Regions from separate parts of the Homo sapiens genome. Here region 1 is linked to region 2. Evidence: chromatin contacts called from ENCODE Hi-C or POLR2A ChIA-PET data. All regions are on one chromosome and are shown on one strand. The core of a region is the stretch at or near the end of the contact, and the rest is flanking DNA. Distances in the headings are between cores, read along the strand shown.

Region 1 (2,937 bases), core at 117-2,616, 68 kb before region 2:
CTTTGCCCTGACTTCAGAGCTTGAAGGTGAACTCTGACCCCTTCACTCTAGGGTTGGGGACAGTGGGCATGGAGAGCAGGAGCGGAGTTGCCTGAGGCCCCCAACTTGCAGTCCATCACTTTCCCACATCGCACACAGGCCAACAGGGTCCCGGGCACGTGGGGCCTGGCAGCACTCCAGGTGGGCACCCAGCAGTGTGATGACTTCCTGGAGGAAAGAGTGGGGTGGGAGGTGCCTGGCTTGAAGTGTGGGGGGAGCTGGTGCTCTGTTTTAGGGGTCAAAGTGACGATGGAGTATGAAGACAAGTATCCCGCCAGCTCACCTCCTCTGGCTACTCCTGGCTCTGAGTCGGTGCCGATCTCCGGCCACTGCCACAAGCCCCAGTGACCTTCAGCATCTGCAGCAGGTTGCGGGCTTCCTCCTGAGGGGTGTGGGGTGCCAGCCTCTGGCAGCCTCTCGGGACATTGCCAGAGGTTGGGCAGGCCTCTCAGGAAAAGGGAGATGAGCTTCTGGGGCGCTGGGGTGAGGAAGCTGTGGTGGGAGGTATCTAAGGTCACCACCTCTGACGGTGGTGGGACCCACAGTGGGTATGGGGCAGCAGGATCTGTGCTTTGCTGAGTTTCTGAGTCAGGGGGCTGGGACAGGACCAGAATTAGCCCCAGGTGCCAAGTTTACAGGGGGAAGTCATCCAGAGCCCCGAACTCTCACGCAGGATGGGAGGTGGGGGTGTTCTGGGCATGGGCAGGAGTGAAGGGCACAGGGTCTCAGGCTCATTGTTCTTTGGACTCTGTTCCTTAGATCCCTCTGCTGCCTTTGGCCAATGACCTTGACACCCCATCCACCCCTTCTGTCCACAAGCCAGCTTGGTCCCGACAAGGAGTCCTGGCTGGACCCCTTGTTAGGCTGTTCCCGGCTTCAGAGATCTGGGAACTGTACCAGAGTTGTATTTACTGAGCACCCACTCCAGCAGGATCACCATGCCTCACGTGATCTCCAGTCCTTTTACTGTTGTTCTTCCTGTTTTACAGATGAGGAACCTTAGGCTCAGAGAGGCAAACTCACCTACCCAAGGCTGCACAGCACGTAAGTGAGATGCAGCCTCCCTGTCCAGCCAGCCTGAGCCCTGCTTCTTCACCTGGCCCTGCTCCCCATCTGGTCTGGGCACGGATTGGGTTAGATCATCCCAGCTCCCAGCAGGAGGGCACAGCTCTGGGATCCAGGGTTTGGCCAGGTGCCCAGCAGGCAGGCAGGGCAGCCACAGCCAAGGGTTAACTGGCCGCAGGCTGGGAGCCGTGCTCGGGGCTGGGCGGACAAGGTGCAAGGCCCTGGGAACCAGCTCCAGGCCGGGCTGACAGGGAGCTCCGCAGGCACCCCCATCAGCCCTCGTGCCAGAACAAACAGGGCAATTAGGAGGTGGCTTTTGTTTGGTGGGGCCTGAATGCTGGGCATGGAGCTGCTGGCGCTTCAGCCCCTACCCCCTCATGTGGCGGGAATCTGCTCGTTCACGGGACAGGGTCACATGCGGAGTGTCACAGCAGACAAAAGGACAATGCCACTCTGTTTCCTCGCCCAGTTTCAGAAGTGATGGCTGGAGGGCTGCTGCTTTTCACAGCACAGTGTGAATGGGGCCACCAGTCCCTCCCTCCCTTCCTGTCCCGGCAGCCAAAAGGGCTCCAGTCACCTCAAGAGCCATCGATCACAGGGGTGGCCCAGGCCATGGGACGCGGGCCCAGCACCTTCCCATTTCCCTCGCTCTGGGTTCTGCCTTGGGGCCCCACTTGGAACCCACTGTGCAGGGCTGGATTCCATACCCGACGGTCGTGTCCCGAGTCACCTCTCTGAGGCAGGCACTGTTAATCCCATTCCAATGAGGGAATCGGGGCTCGAGGATGAGGTTGCTTCACCCAAAGGAGGGGCTTGGGTTAGGGCTGCTGGGTGAAATTCAAGGTGCCAAGTTAAATCTGAATCTCACATAAACACCAAATACATGTAAACCTCTGACGGTGGCGGGACCCACAACGGGTATCGGGCAGTGGGATCTGTGCTTTGCTAGGTTCCTGAGCCCAGTGGGCTGGGACAGGACCAGAATTAGATCCAGGTGCCAAGTTTACAGGGGGCTCAGCCAGCGCCCTGAACTATTACAGTCTTTAGTATGGAGTATACTAAAAAAACATGACTCACCATTTCTCTGAAATACAAACTTCCCTGGACAGCCTGTATTTTTATTGACTAAATCTGGCAGTCCTGGCACAGGTGCTCACAGGACGTGCTGAGTTAAGCCAGCTCAGGCCCTGACCTCAGGGAGCCCCCTCTGCTTCAGAGAGACAAGTCCCAGACACAGGTTCCCACATGGAGGCCGTCGGAGCAGCAGGTGCCCTTGCCTGGAAGCCAGGACAGGCCTGGAGTGTCAGGAACAGGGACGTCGAGGGGCTGGTGAAGGGGCCAATCTGAGCGCCACGAGGGCCCTGAAGTGCTGTGAGCAGGGGAGGCAGGTTCCAGAAGCCTCAGGACCCCGCCTTTCTGCAGCGTTTCCTCTCCACAGGACTGTGCTGAGTCCTGGGGAGGGGGTGGGGGCTGCTCCAGGCGGCTCCCCAGCCCCTCCCTGCCTCGTCTCTCTGAGGCCGCTCCCTCCTCTGCCCCACCACACCTGCCAGCTCTGCATGGGGCCCCGAAGCCAGGGCTGGGTGGAAAGTGGTTGAGGTTGGAGTCTGGGGCCAGATTGGGTTCAGGGCTGGCTGGGCAACAGCCCTTCACCTGGCCAGGCCTTCGGTTTCATGTGTAAAGCAAACATGCCTCATTGGATTCACCAAGAGCCTGGCACAGAGGCGGCGCTGGAAGTGCGTCATTGGAGTTATGAAGGACCTACTCCCAGGAAGGGTCTTCACAGAAGCGGTTTCCGTTCCGTCTAAGGAAAACACAGCTGACAGCAGGGCTCCC
Region 2 (2,803 bases), core at 109-2,608:
ATTTCCTGTTACTTTCTCTTCCCCTCTCCTTCTTGAATTTCAATTACATATATGTTAAACCATTTAATGTCTTATTTCAGGTCACTAAGCTCTGCTCATTTTTCCCTCCAGGCTTTTTTATTCTCTCTGTGCCTCACTTTAGATAAATTCTATTGCTATAACTACAGGGCCAATGAGCTTTTCTTCTGCAGTGTCTGATTTCCTGGGAATTCCATTTAATGAATTTTTCATTTTAGACTTATATTTTTTTCCCCTCTAGAAATTTCACTTAATTCTTTTTTATATTTTCAATTTTCCTTCTCATTATGATGATCTTTTCCCATAAATACTTCAACATACTTGTGATAACTATTTTGACATATTTGTGTACTAGTTCCATCATTTCTGTTATTTCTGGGTACACTTCTATTGACTCATTTTTCTTCTGACCATGGGTCACATTTTTCTGCTTCTTGGTATATATAGTAAGTTTTGACCGGATGCTAGATTTTGTGAATGTTACATTGTTGAGAGTCTCAATTCTGTTGCCTTCCTTTAAAAGAATGCTGGGCTTTGTTCTAACAGGCACCTAAGTTATTTGCAAGTCAGTGTGAGCCCTTTGAAGCCTGTTTTTAAGCTTTGGTATGGCTGGTCTGAACTGGCCTTCATGCTAGGGATAGCTCAGCTTGTGGCTAAGGCCTGACCTCTATGGATTCTCTGCTGAATAGGTTTTTTCTTCTCCTTCTCCTCCATCTCTTCCATCTCCTCCTTCTCCTCCCGCTCCCCTCCCCCTCCCCTTTCCTCCTCCTCCTCCTCCTCCTCCTCCTCCTTCTTCTTCTTCTTCTTCTTCTTCTTCTTCTTCTTCTTCTTCTTCTTCTTCTTCTTCTTCTTCTTCTTCCTCTTCTTCTTCTTCTTCTTCTTCTCCATCTTCTCCTTCTTCTTCTCCTTCTTCTTCTTCTCCTCCTTCTTCTCCTTCTTCTTCTTTTTTTTAATAGAGACAGGGTCTTACTATGTTGCCCAGGCTGGTCTCAAGCTCCTGGGCTCAAGTGATCCTTCATCCTTGGCCTCCCAAAGTGCTAGGATTATAGGTGTGAGCTACCATGCCCAGCCTTGACTGGGTTTTCAATGAGTTCTAACCACTCTAAATGACTGCAGTGTCTCCTGGTCTGTGCCAACTCTGGAAATTGTTCAGCTTGCAACTTTCCAGCTGTTCTTTGCCCAGTCTCATAGGGTTTGATCCCATGTATGTGTGACCTAGGACTCAGAAACAACTCAAAAACATCCCATGCAGATTTCTGGAGTTTATTTTCTGCATAGTGTTTTCCTTTCTGGAACTGTGCCACGCAACTTCTGGCTGAATCCCTGAATTCCAGTCTCCAAATCCTCAGTTCTGCAAGAGTACTATATTCTGCTTGGTATGCCTCGCCCCAAGCCATGATCTGGAATATAACTTCAGGAAGAAAACCAAGGCAAACATAGGGCTCCTTTCATTTGTTTATCTTCTCTTAGGAGTCACATTAAGTCATTCCTGTTTTTCAATGATTGAAAAAAGTTATTTCATGGACTGTTTTTTTGTTTGTTTGTTTTGTTTTGTTTTCTTTTTGAGACAGAGTTTTACTCTTGTCACCCAGGCTGGAGTGCAGTGGCACAATCTCAGCTCACTGCAACCTCCACCTCTCTGGTTCAAATGATTCTCATACCTCAGCCTCCAAGTAGCTGAGATTACAGGCATGTGCCACCATGCCCCCCCAATTTTTTTTTGTATTTTTAGTAGAAACGGGGTTTCACCATGTTAGCCAGGCTGGTCTCCAACTCCTGACCTCAGGTGATCTGCCCACCTCAGCCTCTCAGAGTGTTGGGATTACAGGCGTGAGCCACCGCGCCTGGCTGGTTTTGTTCAGTTTTTTAGTTGCTTAGGGTGGGAAGGTAAGTCCAGTCCTTGTTACTCCATCACAGCCAGAAGCAGAAGTCAGGAACTGATATGTAGAAAAGCCATTGAATGACTCCATTTAAATGATGCCCCTCTCTCATGAAGCTTTTCTTAATTTCTGTCTCTTCTGTGTGTATTACCATCACATTCTGCTTTGACATATTAATATAATCACATACATATCTGACTGTCTCAGTGGACTCTAAGGGGCTCAAAGGTGGGGATGGGGTCTCTCTCTTCTTAGTATTAGTAACTTTCTTGAACCTAGCATGTGATAGGCCTTTAGAAAGTGAGGTTGGATTTCCTTCTGTGGCTTAGCAGTGAACTGAAGTGACCCTGATGAGGCAATGGGTATCTCAAGCTGAAACCCAGGAGGACTGGCTCGCTCTCCTGTGTAATCACCAGTAGGCAGAGCCCCAGGTAAAATCACAAGGGTGCATGATTCTCCCTTATTAGGCGAGGAAGTGGAGGATTGGTTAAAAGAATCCAGGCCTGTCCAGACTTGCAAAACACATCATCCTCACATTAGAATCCACGAAGCCTCTGGTTTTGATGCAGTGGAAGGGCTTGACCACAAGTGCCCTGACAGTGTCAGATAATCTTCTACGGGGGGACCAGACCAACCTCCGAGGAGCCTAGCGTCCACGAGCTGAGGCTGCTGCCGCTCCTGCGCCCTTCTTTAGAATGGAGTGAGGACAGGGAGTAGCAAGGCCTGGCCACTAGTCCTAGCTTTGTGACCTTGATCAGCTGACTGGGTTCCCCTAACTGCAGAATGAAGCCTCAGACAGGATGGTCTCTAAGGCTCTTTTCCCACCCTAAACAGCTGAGTTCTGGCAACTGATGATTGATGGTCCTGGAAGCCTGTGGTTCCTTGAGCTACTGATTCTAGGATGC

The links. Hi-C counts contacts between places; a loop is a spot of excess contacts on that map. ChIA-PET counts read pairs that join two places held with the same protein, here RNA polymerase II (POLR2A). Pooled maps may share reads with other maps.
Region 1: a loop to region 2 is called in a map of dorsolateral prefrontal cortex, with 2.5 times the contacts of the local background. The contact joins two enhancer-like sites. A Hi-C loop is called at or near these places in 4 of 168 maps with a recorded cell type or tissue (aorta, dorsolateral prefrontal cortex, heart right ventricle and 1 more) and 2 of 50 pooled maps. POLR2A ChIA-PET finds 5 or more read pairs at or near these places in 4 of 52 experiments (CD4-positive, alpha-beta T cell, Caco-2, MCF 10A and 1 more).

What each region holds. Positions count from the first base shown.
Region 1 is chr1:19,065,785-19,068,721 of GRCh38, reverse strand. No RefSeq gene overlaps it. Among named protein-coding and RNA genes, the nearest start is that of IFFO2, 110 kb to the right of the region's middle. RefSeq lists a silencer at 1-287. Within about 2 kb of position 1,366, at least 12 of the 41 ENCODE cell types and tissues checked have a DNase peak (open chromatin) inside an H3K27ac peak, as active enhancers do.
Region 2 is chr1:18,998,051-19,000,853 of GRCh38, reverse strand. All of the region lies in intron 1 of LOC105376815 (a long non-coding RNA gene), which reads left to right. Among named protein-coding and RNA genes, the nearest start is that of IFFO2, 43 kb to the right of the region's middle. Within about 2 kb of position 1,358, at least 4 of the 41 ENCODE cell types and tissues checked have a DNase peak (open chromatin) inside an H3K27ac peak, as active enhancers do.